2 separate regions of the Homo sapiens genome follow, and region 2 is linked to region 1. Evidence: chromatin contacts called from ENCODE Hi-C or POLR2A ChIA-PET data. All regions are on one chromosome and are shown on one strand. Each heading gives the region's core, a stretch centred on a gene start or an enhancer-like site at or near the end of the contact. The rest is flanking DNA. Distances are from core to core; before and after follow the strand shown. Region 1 holds the start of SERPINB6 (serpin family B member 6). Region 2 holds the start of TUBB2A (tubulin beta 2A class IIa).

Region 1 (7,964 bases), core at 2,501-5,000:
CCCAAAGTCCTGGGATTATAGGCGTGAGCCACTGCATCTGGCCTGTTTGACTACAGTTTAATTTTATTTTTTTAATTATTATATATATATTTTTTTGAGACAGGGTCTCGCTCCATCATCCAGGCTGGAGTATAATGGCACCATCTCAGCTCACTGTAACCTCTGCCTCCCAGGTTCAAGCAATTCTCCTGCTTCAGCCTCCCAAGCAGCTGGGATTATAGGCACACGCCACCAGGTCCAGCTAATTTTTGTATTCTTAGTAGAGATGGGGTTTCACCATGTTGGCCAGGCTGGTCTTGAACTCCTGACCAAGTGATCTGCCTGCCTTGGCCTCTCAAAGTACTGAGACTACAGGTGTAAGCCACCATGCCCTGCCAACAAGATTTTTTTCTTTAGAGCTAGACAAGTTGACTCTTAAATTTGTATGGGTGAGGCCGGGTGCGGTGGCTGACACCTGTAATCCCAGCACTTTGGGAGGCTGAGGAGGGTGGATCATGAGTTCAGGAGTTTGAGACCAGCCTGGCCAACATGGTGAACCCTCATCTCTACTAAGAATACAAAAATTAGCTGGGTGTGGTGGCATGCGCCTGTAATACCAGCTACTTGGGAGGCTGAGGCATGAGAATCGCTTGAACTCAGGATATGGAGGTTTCAGTGAGCCAAGATCGCACCACTGCACTCCAGCCTGGGTGACAGAGAGGGACTCCAGCTCAAAAAAAAAAAAAAAAGTTTGTATGGGAGAAAAAGCAACAAGGAGAGCCAGGAAAATCTGAAGCAGAAGAGCAGTAAGGAGAATGCGCTGTACGAGATATTGAATCATAAGAGAAAACCTCTATAACTGAAAGAATCTGACCAACAGAACCAAATAGAAAGTTTAGAAAGTTCAGAATCAGACCCAAGTATATGCAGCTATTTGATATATAACATAGGTGGCATGTGAAGACATTAGTGAAAATGGTTTTTCAATAAACAGAGGTGGAAAAACTGAAAGTCACTTGAAAGCGAGTTAAAATTGGATCTATATTTCCCATACACCAGAATAAACTTTAAAGGGATCAGCAATCTAAATATAAAAAATAAAACTGTGCAAATACTAGAAGAAAACATTAGTGAACTCTATAATCTAGAGATTATTCTTTTTTTTAAAAAAAAAGAGATTGCTCCTTGTGAATAGAGAAAGTTTTTCTAACTACGACTCAGAAACAATAAAGGAAAAATCATTAAAGTTGACTACATTAAAAGAGTGTATGCCAAAATCACCAGAAGCAATGTCAGAAAACAGATGACAAGCTGGGGGAAATATTCGCAATTTATATCACTTAAGACTAATTAAGCCACAACTAGGGAGGGGCGTGTGGTTTGCTCCTGGCATCCACTTGGTGAATCTCCTCCAGAGATTCTGTGAAACATGTGTGATGGCAGGACAGCCCCCACAACCACAAGTTATCGGGTTCATGCGGTCAACAGTGTCGCAGTTGAGAAACTCTGCCTTAGGGTAAGCACAGAGGGAGTAAAACAGCTTGAGTTCTCAAAATTGAACTCATGTAAAACACCTGGCTAGTATCTTCCCTACTTCCATTTATGCTAGATGTTTCTGTTTTCCAAGACTGCTCTGTCTGAGATGGCAGATGGAGTTTTCATACTTACTTGGCTAACCTGTCAGTACCCTGGGGTCTAATTCCTATGCCTGGAGAGAACTGGAAGTCCTTGAACACACGGCTCAATGATGTGGGCTCTGCTCATTTATATACATTTATTTTTAAATTTAATATATATTTTAGTTTTTTTATTTCCATAGTTTTTTGGAGAACACGTGGTATTTGGTTACATGGCAAGCTTTTTTTTTTTTTTCCTGAGATGGGGTCTTGCTCTGTTGCCCAGGCTGGGGTGCAGTGGCATGATCTCAGCTCACTGCAACCAACCTCCGCCTGCTAGATTCAAGCAATTCTCCTGCCTCAGCCTCCTCAGTAGCTGGCACTACAGATGTGTGCCACCATGCCTAATTTTTTTATATTTTTAGTAGAGACGGGGGTTTCACCATGCTGGCCAGGCTGGTCTCGAACTCCTGACCTCATGATCTGCCTGCCTTGGCCTCCCAAAGTGCTGAGATTACGGGCATGAGCCACTGCGCCCTGCCAAGTAAGTTCTTTAGTGGTGATTTGTGAGATTCTGGTGCATCTATCACCTTAGCAGTATACACTGAACTCAAATTTGTAGCCTTTTATCCCTCACTCCCTTCCCACCCTTTTCCCCCAAGTCCCCAAAGTCCATTGTATCATTCTTATGCCTTTGTATCCTCATAGTTTAGGTCCTACTTATGAGTGAGAACATACAATGTTTGGTTTTCCATTCCTGAGTTACTTCACTTAGAACAACAGTCTCCAATCCCATCCAGGTTGCCAATGCCATTAATTCATTCCTTTTTATGGCTGAGTAGCATTCCACCGTATACGCATACCACAGTTTCTTTATCCACTCTTTGATTGATGGGCATTTGGGTTGGTTTCATGTTTTTGCAATTACGAATTGTGCTGCTATTAACATGCGTGTGCAAGTATCTTTTTTGTATAATGACTTATTTTCCTCTGCGTAGATACCCAGTAGTGGGATTGCTGGATCAAATGGTAGTTCTATTTTTAGTTATTTAAGGAATCGCCATACTATTTTCCACAGTGGTTGTACTATCCATCAGCAGTGTAGAGGTGTTCCCTCTTCACCAAATCCACGCCAACATCTATTATTTTTTGAGTTTTTGATTTTTTGATTAAGGCCACTCTTGCGGGAGTAAGGTGGTATCACATTGTGGTTTTGATTTGCATTTCCCTAATCATTAGTGATGTTGAGCATTTTTTCTTGTTTGTTGGCCATTTGCATATCCTCTTTTGAGAACTGTCTATTCATGCCAGCCCACTTTTTGATGGGATTTTTTTTTCTTGCTAATTTGTTTGAGTTTCTTGTAGATTCTGGATATTACTGCTTTGTCGGATGTATAGATTGTGAAGATTTTCTCCCACTCTGTAGGTTGTCTGTTTACTCTGCTTGACTATTCCTTTTGCTTTGCAAAAGCTATTTAGTCTACTTTTTTTTTTTTTTTTTTTTTTTTTTTTTTTGAGACGGACCAGACTGGAGTGCGGTGGCGCCATCTCGGCTCACTGCAGCCTCTGCCTCCCGGGTTCAAGTGATTCTCCTGCCTCAGCTTCCCCAGCAACTGAGATTACAGGCACGCGCCATTACACTCGGCTAATTTTTGTATTTTTAGTAGAGACGGGGTTTTGCCATGTTGGCCAGGCTGGTCTGGAACTCCTGACCTCCAGTGATCCGCCTGCCTCGGCCTCCCAGTGTTGGGATTACTGGCGTGAGCCCCGCGCCCGCCCCTGGCTGGCTTCTTTGCCGCAAGCTGTTTCATCAGCAAAGTCTTTGTGACCTGTATCTAGTCTGCTCATTTTTAAATGCGTGTTCTGCACTCCCCAGTGGATGGCCGTGTATCAGGAGCCGGCCCTTTTCTGGAAACAGGCCAGCATTCAGTCTCCACAGAGGCACCATAAACACGCTGGTGGGGCCCTGTACTGTGGTCAAAGTCAAGGCCTCCGGGCAGGACTCGCGGCCCCTCCGGCTGGCGGGTGGGGTTGACCCGCACGTCCCGCCCCGCCTCTCCCTTCGCGCTCCGGACGGGCGACGGTAGCTCGAGACCCGGGACTCCGCCCGCCTCCCCGCGAGTATTTGAGGTCCGGGGCGGCTCCGGCGCCTCTGCCCGCCGTTCTGCTCGCTCGCTCCCCGCTCTGGAGTACGTGTCTGGCTTGGGAGCCGCTCGGACACGCTGGCTTGGGTTTGTCGCTCCAAAGTCGGGAAAGCCGGGGGCGCGAGCGGGGAGGGGGGCAGGGTGGGGGTCGCGCGGGGCCGGGAACGCGCGTGGGTCGACGGCGCGCGGGGACGCTGGAGCCCCGAGAATGGGGCGTGGCCGCGCGGGGCTGTGACCCCAGCAGTCCCAGCGGGGCGGGGGCCCGGGCGAGCGTCCGGCTTGGGTTCCCTTCCGGAGCCTCGCAGCGGCAGAGAACGGCGACGCGGCCGGGTGAGTCGTGCGTGGCCGCGAGCCCGGCCGGTGACGCCGCGGACCCGAGGACCCCGGGCGCCCAGGCCCAGCGCCCACGGAAGAGGCGGCCGGCGCGGGATGGGGGCGGCGCAGAGCCTCCCGGGCCACAGGTGACCCCGGTCGGCCCCGCGGCCTCGGTGACCCCTCGCCCGCTCCGCGACCCGGAGGACGCGTGCTCAGTCTTGGGGCGCCGGGTGTTAGGAGCCGGGCGGGAGGCGGAGAGAGGCCGAGGGGTTCGGCGCCAAACGGTGCCATCCGGGCCCCCTGCGTGTGTTCACTGGACTGGCCGTGCTGGGCTTGGCCAATCCGCAGCACTTTCAGGTCGCCCAGACCTGTGGAGACGATCGTGTGGACCAGCCCGGATCTCCTTACCGCTCTGTGTTTGAATTAAACTCCCTACAGGCAAACTATTACAGGCTTTGATGTCTTCAAGGCAAAGAGGAAACTTTAACTACAAATTGGCATTTAAGTTATTTTCTTCCTTTTTTTTTTTTTTTTTTTTGTCCTAAAGATTGGCTTCGGAAAACTGAGGTACAGAAAATTAATAATTAATGTTCACATGCTGTCAGGAATACTCAGATGCGAGGGGGCATCTGAGTCCATTTTTTGGGCACTTTTGCTTTCTGGGATGCTCTCGTGCCTAATGACAGCCCTGCAGCTGCCTGCATCCTTTCTGGTGGGGGTCAGGCCTGATGCGATGAGATCTGATGTGTTCAGTGACCTTCTAGTTAAGGTCCTGGGCCGGCCTTGTATTGCTGGGGCTTTTATGTGTGCTGGGATTAACACCAGTGACTGCTGTTATCAGCATAGATGGCGTTTGTTCTCATTTCAGGACCGTATCTGAGTAATTGCATCCATTGTGATGTGCCACCAAAGAGAAAAGTACTTTGGTCATACTCGACTATGTAAACTAAGTATTTTAAGTTAAGGCCAATTCCAATGCATTTTATTACAATTCAGCATGAAACAGTTAACACGGACCAGTAACAGTAGAGTGAAATTAGCATGAATAGAACCAACATTCTTTTCCACATATGTAATAATAAGGGCACCCAAGCAGATGTTGTACGGTCCCAGGGAAGACCACACACCTTACATTTCCAGGCTTACTGCACTTGGGATTAAGCCAAGGCATCCAAAGAAAGAAAATTTTTTTTTTTTTTTTTTTTGCCAGGCTGGAGTGCAGTGGTGCGATTTCGGCTGACTGCAACCTCCACCTCCCGGGCTCCATACCTGGCTAATTTTTGTATTTTTAGTAGCAATGGGGTTTCACCATGCTGGCCAGGCTGGTCTCAAACTCCTGACCTCGTGATCTGCCCGCCTTGGCCTCCCAAAGTGCTGGGATTACAGATGTGAGCCACTGCGCCTAGCCTGAAAATAATGTTTAACTCCCATTTATATGTTAGGCTGCTCAGATATATTAAACACATACACACACAACACACACACACACACACATACACACTGCACAAGGAAACAGAGGGACAAAGCAGGAAGTCCAAGTTTCCATTAAACCAGTCTTTAAATGGTTAAATTTAGTAGGAAATAAAGGCATCCTTAATAGAAGTTGAGAAGCACAATTCAATAGTGACACCTAAAAAAAAATTAAGACTTGATTAGTTGAATAAAATCAATTGTGAACATTGCTCAGTTACTGGTGATGCTACAGGAAAAAAAAAGTGATGCCAGGATAGATTTGTTAGGCTTGTTTAAAAAATACATAAAATTGTTCATTAATAAGACTTTAATATCCAGTTTTTATGTCTGTGATTAAATATCATTTTTTATTTTTAAATGGTATAGTTTTTAAATTTTGAAACAATTAATTTTGCATAAATATTTGTCTATGTACATATATACATGTGTATTCACATATATATATGAAGGACACTTAGCTATCTTATTTACTGAAGCTAAAGAAGTAGGTCCTTAAAAAGCCATTGACAGGTCTTGAGTTTGCAACGTGACTGTGAAACAGGCATCCTTGTTACTCACACGTTTGCTGAAAGGATAACAGAAAGCCCTCGATAGAAAAATCTCACTAGATTGTTTATAATTTGTTGATATTTGGAGTATCTTGAGTGGTAAACTTTAAATGTGGATTTATTTTTTCTTTCCTTTTAGGATTTGGATCTCTCCAATCTTTTTTATGATTAATTGTTCAGTGTTTATGCATTATTGCGAAGTGATAATGAAAATGCTCAAACTCAGGGTCCTGCAGGCACTGTGGGGGAGGCAGTGGGGACGTGAGGGGATTACAGATCCAGTAGAAGCCCCCCGACCCCCATCTGCTTCCACCCCATCTCCTTCCAGAACACCACCGATAGCCACACCGAAGAGTTCTCCCATTTGCTGGTTCCCGGACAAAAAAGCTGCTGATCCCTTGAGCACACTGCAGTGAAGCTCCCAGCTGACATGTCCTGTCCATGTAAACAGAACTTCCTCCATGTAAACAGAACTTCCAGCATTGTTTGTGTTTTCCTCTTAACTATGTACTGACATCCAAGGGTTGTTAGGAATGTTTGGAAAGTCTAGGTACAAAAGAGAGACCTAAATAAAATAAAGCAAACACCAGCCACCATAACAAAAGGACCCCAGAGATAGGCAGCGCAGGGAACGGAAGACTCAATAAACTATAATTGTGGTATCCAAAGAATTAGTATAGAAGGCAAAATGGAATCAAATATCATGATGAAAAGTGTAAATGAGGGAATAAGGTCAGAAGAGAACATTCATTTATATGATTTCTTCTTTTTTTTTTTAACCTTTTAAACCTCTATTTAGGTTCAGGATACATACGCAGGTTTGTGACATAGGTAAACTCATGTCGCAGGTTGTTGTGCAGGTTATTTCATCCCCCAGGTACTAAGCCTAGTACCCAATAGTTATTTTTTCCTCTCCCTCCTCCCACCCTTCACCCTCCACCCTCTGATAGGACCCAGTGTTTGTTGCTCCCCTCTTTGTGTCCACGTTCTCATCATTTAGCTTCCACTCATAAGTGAGAACATGCGGTATTTGGTTTTCTGTTCCCTGCGTGTGTTTGCTAAGGATAATGGCCTCCAGCCCCATCCATGTTTCTGCAAAACACATGATCTCATTCTTTTTTATGGTTGCATAGTATTCCATGGTGTATATGTACCACAATTTCTTTATCCCATCTGCCATGCATGGGCATTTAGGTTGATTCCATGTCTTTGCTATTGTGAATAGTGCTGCGGTGAACATTCGCGTGCGTGTATCTTTATGGGAGAATGATTTCTATTCCTCTCTCCTCTGGTTGTATACTCAGTAATGGGATTGCTGGGTTGAATGGTAGTTCTGTTTTTAGCTCTGAGGAATCGCCACACTGCTTTCCCCAATGGTTGAACTGTTTTACACACCCACCAGCAGTGTGTAAGTGTTCCCTTTTCTCCACAACCTTGCCAGTATCTCTTAATTTTTGACTTTTTAATAATAGCCATTCTGACTGGCGTGAGATGGTATCTCATTGTGGTTTTGATTTGCATTTCTCTAATGATCAGTGATACTGAGCCTTTTTTCTTATGGCTGTTGGCTGCATGAATGTCTTCTTTTGAAAAGTGTCTGTTCATGTCCTTTGCCTTCTTTTTAATGGAGTTGTTTGTTTTCTTCTTGTAAATTTGTTTAAGTTCCATATAGATGCTGGATATTTGACCTTTGTCAGATGCATAGTTTGTGAATATTTTCTCCCATTCCGTAGGTTGGCTGTTTACTCTGTTGATAGTTTCTTTTGCTGTGCAGGAGTGCTTAAGTTTAATTAGATCCTATTTGTCAATTTTTGCTTTTGTTGTGATTGCATTTGGCATCTTTGTCATGAAATCTTTGCCTGTTCCTATGTCCAGAATGGTATTGCCTA
Region 2 (7,964 bases), core at 4,563-7,062, 190 kb before region 1:
CACGTCCTATTTTGAGCGCATCTCCCGCCTAGTATTTCATGAATTTGTGGGGTTGGTTGGTGCTCCCGCTGCAAAGGCCGTCCGATCTTGAGACAGAGGCTCAGGCCTTGCCGGCGACGGGCAGGGACGGGCGGTGGCGGCCTCCAGGGGGAACCCGGGTCTTGGGGCGGGGCGGGGCGGGGCGGGGCGGGCAGGGCCTCCGGGGGGCACAGCCCCGCCCTCCCCCTGCGCCGCGGCCCCTGGACCCCGGTGCCTCTCCCGCCCGCAGGAGGCCCCGCCCCGCCGCGCCGCGCTCTCACCGCGGGGAGGGGGCGAAGCTCAGCCTTTCCCGAACTACCGTTTGCCTAGAGCGTGAAACGGAGCGGGTCGCGCGCCCCGGCGCTCCGGACGGAAGGAGAAGGCAGCGTGGCGGCCCCACCCCGAGTCCCTGGCAGCCCAGACCTGGCGAAGGGTGAAGAAGCCTGGCTCCAGAACTAGGTGGTCAGGGGGTCAGGTAGTAGGAAGCCACGGAGCCGGCTCTCCCGGGTGCCTCGCGCCTCCCGGCGCCGCCCAGCGCCCTCTGCCCTGGACCTGCAGACTCGACGTCTGGGTGGGGGCAAGAGTGTTCCGATGGCGCCTCGGCTCGCGCTTAGCGATCCTGCGCTCGCTCACTCTGCAGCGCCAGCCTCGGGATTAGGGGAGAGGAGTGTAGTGCGGAGCTGTATGCAGAAGAGCGTGCGGCCAGCGGAGACCGCAGTCTCGCCGCATGGGAGCCTCGCAAGTGGCTCTGGAGTTGAGTCCTGATTCCAGAAGAGCTCCAGGGAGGGAGGGGAAGGAGGGAGAAAAAAAGGGAGGGAGGGAGGGAGTGGGGGGAGGACGGGATTAACCCGTTATAATAGCTAATATTTATATAACACTGTGGGGCAGGTGGTATTGTGAGTGCTTTCACATATTCATTCAGTCTTTATCACAACCCCAGGAAGCGGGTACTATTATTACTGTCACTTTACAGATGAGGCAACTAAGGCAGAGAGAGGTTAAGTAACTTGCCGAGGTCACACAGCTAAGAAGTGACAGTGAGGATTTGCACCCAGTCCATCAACTCTAGGCCCTGTGCTTTTCAACAGTCAGGGAACGCGGCAGGAGGGCACTGAGTCCTCTAAACGGCCTTAGTCATGGGAAGCAGAGATGAGTTTGCTCTGTAGATAATTCGGTATGCTCTGGACACCTCAGATTATGGGGAGAATGACAGTTGGGAGTAGGTTACATATTTTTGAGAATTTGTGAGATTATGTCTAAGTCATAGCAGAAGAAGATATAGTATTTCTTCACTCTTAATGTTGAAGGCAAAAAAAAAAAAGTTATAAAGGAACAAAAACACCTAAACAGCCCATGAATAGGAAAAACACAAAGGAATATAATACATCAAGCATTTAAAAAAATCTCGAGAACAGGGGATACACTTGTGCTCTTTAGTACTTTCTAAGTGTTTCTAATTTTATAATCAGGAAATATGTATATAAGATATATGTATATATAATTGCTGTGTACATTGTATGTATTTAAAAAAAACTTGGGGGGTTATAGCTTAATGAGAATTTGACATCAAGAATAACATCTTTGAGACCAGCCTGGCCAACATGGTGAAACGCTGCCTCTACTAAAAATACAAAAATTAATCAGGCATGGTGGTGCACGCCTGTAATCCCAGGTACTCGGCAGGCTAAAGCGAGAGGATCGCTTGAGCCTGGGAGGCAGAGGTTGCAATGAGCGAAGATCATGCCACTGCACTCCAGCCTAGTCGAGACTCCATTTCAAAAAAAAACAAAAAATGACATCTTCAGTTTTGAAAGGCCCCAGATCGACACTTGTAATATGAATGTCACATTCTGGGGCATGGCCCATTCCAGAAAGTGGCTAAAAATCTTCTATATATTTACTCTGTATTATTATAGTCATCTGATGCAAAAAAAAAAAAAAATTGTAAACTTTGGTGGGGTTGATATTTTAAAATTAAATTTAATTGGAGTTCAGACTTTTATTTTAGGTAACCTTTTGAAAAGGTTACATCCCCTTAAATGCTTTGAACAAAATTCTTCCATCTTCATAAAGAGATGCTTTTATTTAAAAAATAGCAGACAGGGGCTGCACTGGATGAGTTTCATGGGAAAGAGAAGTTGGAGCGGAGAGTGTGGCTAGTTCTCTGAGGGCACAAACAGGATGCAAGACTGTACCATACAAATTTAGACAATTGTATTGCTGGGATGGTCCTTGGGTTTTCATCATTCTGCAGAGGAAACTAGTGTTTTTGAAGTTCCAGGACTCTCTTACTTGGACCAACTAAATCTATTTCAACTAGATCACGACTGTCACCCTTAGAGATGGCATCAGTGAACAGTAACGATATCATCATAACACCACATATTCACAGGGTACGTTTCACTAGAACATTCTCACCAGGACCCTTCTCGTTGGGCCCTCTGAAGCAGCAGGCGGGAAGGGCAGGCAAAAGGGTAAGAGCTTATGTCCTTTTGTGAAAGACAGATGTGGCTCAGCCTCCTACCTGGAACACATTCTCTAGTCTGAATTTTGTCATTACACCTGCCCTTCCCCGCCCCCCGCCCCTCACCCCGCCAATGATGCCTTCAGGGTAGGGGTGGCTCAGACACTGCGAGTGGCATCCTGTCTAAAGCAGGAAGTGACTTGAGGCTGGAGGAGGTTGGTCCTCTTCCCCTTCCCCATCCCCGGCCCACCCAACAGCCGGTGGAGCTGCTCCTCTTTAGACACTGAAAAATACATGAAAGGGGAGAGATTGCTCCTTAAAAACCTATTCTAGGGAAGGGGACAATTAGCAGGCTCTATTTCCTCCTGTTATTATCTGCATCGGTGCTGTACAAGGTCGAGTTGCTTAGTGACAGCGAGGTGGGGTTGGGGATATCTACACTTGCCGCGAGGGAGGGGAGAGCAGGAACTCACGGCCTCAGATGAGTCACCTTAGGCAGGGCAGGCATTATTTAAAACTCCGCGTGTGAGTTTCTCTGATTATATACTAACACACATCACGGGCGGCACCGAGGGAGGAGCGCGTCAGAGAGAAGTAGGCTGGGCGTGAACTGCCAGGCAGGAGAAGGCCGACTTGGGCAGAACATTCACTGCCAGCGATCCAGAGCAGACAATCAGGTACCTGGCCTGCGCCCGTGAACACTGCCATGGATTTATTTTCTGTGCGCTCACTAATGTCCAGTTCACGCACAGTGCCTCCCAGCTCCCCAACGTAAGAAAAACCCATTTCCAGAGAAGCTCAGAGAGGTGCAGTGACTTGCTGGAGGACTGAGCTAGGAACAGCAGAGTGGGCACATGCTCCACAGGCCGGGAAACGCCCAGCTGCTAGGGGTCCCCGTGTCCCTAGTGCTGTCCCTTTCAGGTCTCATCCTCTGCTCCTATTTGGCCTCAGATTTCACGCTGAATTAAAACACAAAGGCCAAGAAGCAATTATCTCTGGAAAAATCTTTTCAGAACTGTGTAATGAGTGAAGGTACCCCAAGGAGAGCCATTCTCTGGAGAGGATCTGGAAGGCTCCGGCTGTGGTGAAGAGCCAAGATGTGAGAGTTGGGGTGGGGGTGGGGAGAAGGTGGAGGTCAAGCCCTGGGTACCTGGGAGTAGCATCCGAGGGACAGGTTGTCCACTGGGGGCCCAGCAGCAGGGAGAGGGGAGAGAGGAGGAGAAATTCTAGGAAATCTGTCCCCACCCTGAGAAGAGGCACTAGGCACCTGCCTACCTACATCTGGGAGGATGCTGGGCGCTTCCTAAAGCTGGGGTGATTAAGACCTAACTTGGCCTAAGAGGCTACTCACAGACATCTGGCTTTAGTTTCCACCTCCGATACAGACCAACTATTGAGGTGGCAGGTAGGGTGCACATTAGGAATGACAGCATCATCTTGGGTTTTTTGTTGTTGTTTTTTATTGAGACGCAGTCTGGCTCTGTCGCCTGGGCTGGAGTGCAGTGGCGCCATCTCGGCTCACTGCAAGCTCCGCCTCCCGGGTTCACGCCATTCTCCTGCCTCAGCCTCCCGAGTAGCTGGGACTATAGATGCCTGCCACCAGGCTCGGCTAATTTTTTTGTATTTTTAGTAGAGACGGGGTTTCACCGTGTTAGCCAGGATGGTCTCGATCTCCTGACCTCGTGATCCACCCGCCTAAGCCTCCCAAAGTGCTGGGATTACAGGCGTGAGCCACCGCGCCCAGCCCATCACCTTGGGTTTTACCAAGGCATTTTTACTCCATAAACTCAATGTGCTTTCATATATGGCTTCTCATCTCCTACCACAAAGCCAGCTCCAAGGCACCTGTAATTATCATCATTATATAGTTGGAATGTGCTGGGAACCAAAGGCAGTCCCCAAGCCCCTGTTACCTAGTCCACCGTGCAGGGCCATCTTTGTGAATAATTAAGTCAGGTCCTTACCACAGCCCACCCAAGCCTTTAAAACTCACCTGGGCTTTTTATTTATACAAAGGCTTTAGATTCCTTCCCTTCCTAGCTTTGTGGCTGGTCAGGTCTTTCAACCTCGCTTTCGGAGCTATGAAATTGGGGTAGTAATAATGCTTACCAGAAGCCGGTGGTAGTCAACAAAAATATGCGTAAGTGAGCAGCAAATGGAAACCAAGTATGTAATTTTACATTTTCTAATTTCAAAACAAGTCATTTAACACAATGTATCCAAAACACTATTATTTTGATAGACCATCAATATTTAAGAATCAGTAATGAAATATTTCACATTATTTTAACTTACTGAGCCCATAAAAGCCAGTGTGTTCTTCACACTTAACAGCCCATCTCAGTTCAGATTACCTACGTTTCAATGCTCGGCAGCCACCGTGCCTAGGGTCTACCGAACTGGCCAGCCTAGCTCCGACAGCTTCTGTGAGGATCAGGCGACCTAAGGGGTGTAAGGGGCAGGGCCATCAGCTGACACATCAACGTGGCAGATATATTCCTCCTGTCTTTCCTCTCTGACACACACACACACACACACACACACACACACACACACCCGCAGAATTTTCCACATTTAAAAGGCCTTTACAAGGACGCAGGAGCCCAAAGCGGACATGTGACAAATCCAGCCCTTTGATAGCCCCCCCAACCCCCGCCCCCGACCAAGCCATCTTCCTCCCCTGCAGGGGCGAAAGGCCGCCCACCCCGCCATCCTGGCATTCCTTTCAGGCAGCTGCCCGTCGGCTCCCCGCGGCCCCCCACTCCTCTCCACGCTGCCCACCCCACCCCCACAAACGGCGTCCAGGACCCTGCCCAGGATGCGGGAAACCTTTGCCACCCGCTGGAGAGCCCACTGCAAATGGGTCTTCAATTTCCGGCCCCCTACTCCAAAGGGTACTCGACGCCTCTTCCCGTCCTTAGGAGGCGAGGACCCTGTTCCGAGGCAGCCCCTCCCCCTGGTTCCGGGGCCCCCGGTCCCCAGCCCCCCTCGGGGGTCCAGAGTGGGCGGCTCGGGGTGGGGATCGCGGCGTGAGCGGAGGACCCAGCGCCAGGGGTCGCCCGTGCCCGTGGATCGGGCAGGGGGCTGCGGCTGGGCCCGAGGCCCGGGCACCGCACTCACCGCCGGACCGCGAGGCCGGCCGCCCACCCTAGACCCAGCGGCAGCAGCAATAGGGCGAGCGCCCCCACACCTCGCACCGCGCCCCGGCTCCCCCTCGCGGTGCCGCAGTCCCAGCCGCACCGCCCCCGCGGCCACAGCCCCGCCCGTCATGACGTCACCGGGCAGGGCGGGTCCCCGGGTATAAAAGACCGAGCTGGGGGGGCGGCGGCAGGTCTCTGCGCAGCCCAGCCCGCCGGTCCACGCCGCGCACCGCTCCGAGGGCCAGCGCCACCCGCTCCGCAGCCGGCACCATGCGCGAGATCGTGCACATCCAGGCGGGCCAGTGCGGCAACCAGATCGGCGCCAAGGTGGGCTCACCGCCACGGAGGGGCCCGGGGTTGGGACCGAGGGTGCGGGCTGGGGCCGGGGCGGGGGCTGGAGGCCGCGGCGGCCCCGGGCTGGCCGGGTGGCACATTCCGCGGCGAGGCCGCCGGGCGGGGTCCGGGAGGCTGCATGACCCGCCAGGATGCCCGCAGCGCCGCAGCTGTGTGTGCGTTTAATCGGGGGCCTTTCGATTTCCCTGGGACACAGCCCTTCTGCGGGACGCGGTTGGCATTCCCCTGGGTGTATTTGTCTCAGAAACTTGGGTCGGGGGTACGGTCATATTTATTGCGCTAGCTTCATGTGAATTTAATTTGTATATTTTTCTCTACGGTTTGAATGAAAACATGCAGTGTCACTGGACTGGCAGATGTAACAGAGGCGTCCCTTTGGGTCGTACAGGCAAGGGTGTTAGATAAATTCCCTTGCTCGGGCACTGTCTTGACATGATGACATACAACGCGATAGTCTTGCTGCCAGTCCCCGAGGCGGCAGGTGACTGCGCTGGGTGGGGGCTGCAATTACCGACCGCTGTGTGGGAGGCAGCAGCGGGTCTGGTGCATGGGTGGGGGCGGGCGCCAGTACAAGGACGTGGTCTCTTTGAGAACCGCCATGTTGCCCACCCAGCCTCCCCGCCGCAAATTCACAATGCAGCCAGCGCCCTCACGATGGCCAGCTCCTTCCACTGCCGCCCAGGTGCCCTCCCAGGCTCCTGCTGCCCTTCGCCCAGTCCCTCCGGTGGTCAGTGCCAGCATGTAGATCGGTGGCTTAAACCTGCACTGTTGCAGGAGTGCCTGGGATCTGTGCCAAGAGAGCTTGATCCCTGGAGGCAGCCACAGAGTGGGTCCCCCTGTCCTTGGCCTGCCACGACCCATCAATCATCCCGGATGCAATGGCATTCAGCCCTGCCTGGGGTGACACAGCCTCCCTGTACCCCTTCTCCACTTCTCTACTCTCCCCACCCTCTCCCTAGAAGGGCATCTGCTGTGTCCCCTCCTCCTCCAGGGCCCCTCCCAGCCTTTCAGTCTATCCCCATAATATGGCCGATGCTCTGCGGATTTTCAAGCCCCTCAGCAGCGGCTGCTGCAGGAAATAGGGGGTGCAGCTCTTTGCTCTCTGTCTAGCACTTACTAACTGTCTGACCACAAAAGCCCCTGTTCCAAGGACATGGGAGGAGGACAAGGCCATCCTTAGTGACATTCAGGATGCAGAGCCATGGTGTGGTTCTTTTTTCATTTCAGTTTTGGGAGGTCATCAGCGATGAGCATGGGATCGACCCCACAGGCAGTTACCATGGAGACAGTGACTTGCAGCTGGAGAGAATCAACGTGTACTACAATGAGGCTGCTGGTGAGTAGCGGGATGTGTGTGCCCAGGAATCCTTGCTTTCCATGATGTGGGAGATGAAACGTCCCAGGAACATGCACGTGACAAAGGCATGCTTCTTGCATATTCATTTCAAATGCCAACTGCTGGAAAAACATGTTTTATGGTTTCCTAAGATTCCTGCCTGTTTGCCACGGCTAAGCACACTCAGGACCTCCTTTTTCTTAAAAGCAGAAAATCTCCTGTTCTCCTTTTGTCTCAGATGCTGGAATTGAATGCTGCTGTGAGTCCCTCCCCAAGCACAGGCCTGAGTCAGTTCTTATTTCCTGCAGGTAACAAATATGTACCTCGGGCCATCCTGGTGGATCTGGAGCCTGGCACCATGGACTCTGTCAGGTCTGGACCCTTCGGCCAGATCTTCAGACCAGACAACTTCGTGTTCGGTATGTAGTCATGATCACTGGGAACTGGCCAAATGACACACCTTCTTCCTAACAGCCCTGCAAAGCACAGTTCTTAGTGTTCAGTGCCAAGGTGACACTGTGTCCACGGCAGCCCTGAGTCCTGGCCTAGCTCCATGCAGTCCATGGGTGGTCATGGCTCACAGATCAACGCCAGCCTGCAGAGGGCTGCTGCAGCCCTCCCATTGCAGAGCAGCCTCAGACTGGAAGGAAGA

What was found. Hi-C counts contacts between places; a loop is a spot of excess contacts on that map. ChIA-PET counts read pairs that join two places held with the same protein, here RNA polymerase II (POLR2A). Pooled maps may share reads with other maps.
Region 2: a loop to region 1 is called in a pooled map, with 3 times the contacts of the local background. The contact joins the promoter of TUBB2A here to the promoter of SERPINB6 in region 1. A Hi-C loop is called at or near these places in 5 of 168 maps with a recorded cell type or tissue (CD4-positive, alpha-beta T cell, K562, naive thymus-derived CD4-positive, alpha-beta T cell and 1 more) and 9 of 50 pooled maps. POLR2A ChIA-PET finds 5 or more read pairs at or near these places in 7 of 52 experiments (CD4-positive, alpha-beta T cell, CD8-positive, alpha-beta T cell, HepG2 and 3 more).

Annotation. Positions count from the first base shown.
Region 1 is chr6:2,967,353-2,975,316 of GRCh38, reverse strand. It overlaps SERPINB6 (serpin family B member 6), which reads left to right and starts at 3,750. Exons shown (of 7, transcript NM_004568.6): 1 at 3,750-3,784. RefSeq lists an enhancer at 3,445-3,969.
Region 2 is chr6:3,155,392-3,163,355 of GRCh38, reverse strand. It overlaps TUBB2A (tubulin beta 2A class IIa), which reads left to right and starts at 5,812. Exons shown (of 4, transcript NM_001069.3): 1 at 5,812-5,949; 2 at 7,204-7,312; 3 at 7,621-7,731. The coding sequence starts at 5,893. LOC105374889 (a long non-coding RNA gene) reads right to left here and starts at 5,655. Exons shown (of 2, transcript XR_926395.3): 1 at 5,603-5,655; 2 at 3,920-4,924. RefSeq lists silencers at 160-219, 310-699, 5,471-5,930, an enhancer at 1-784 and cis regulatory regions at 1-842, 2,614-3,208.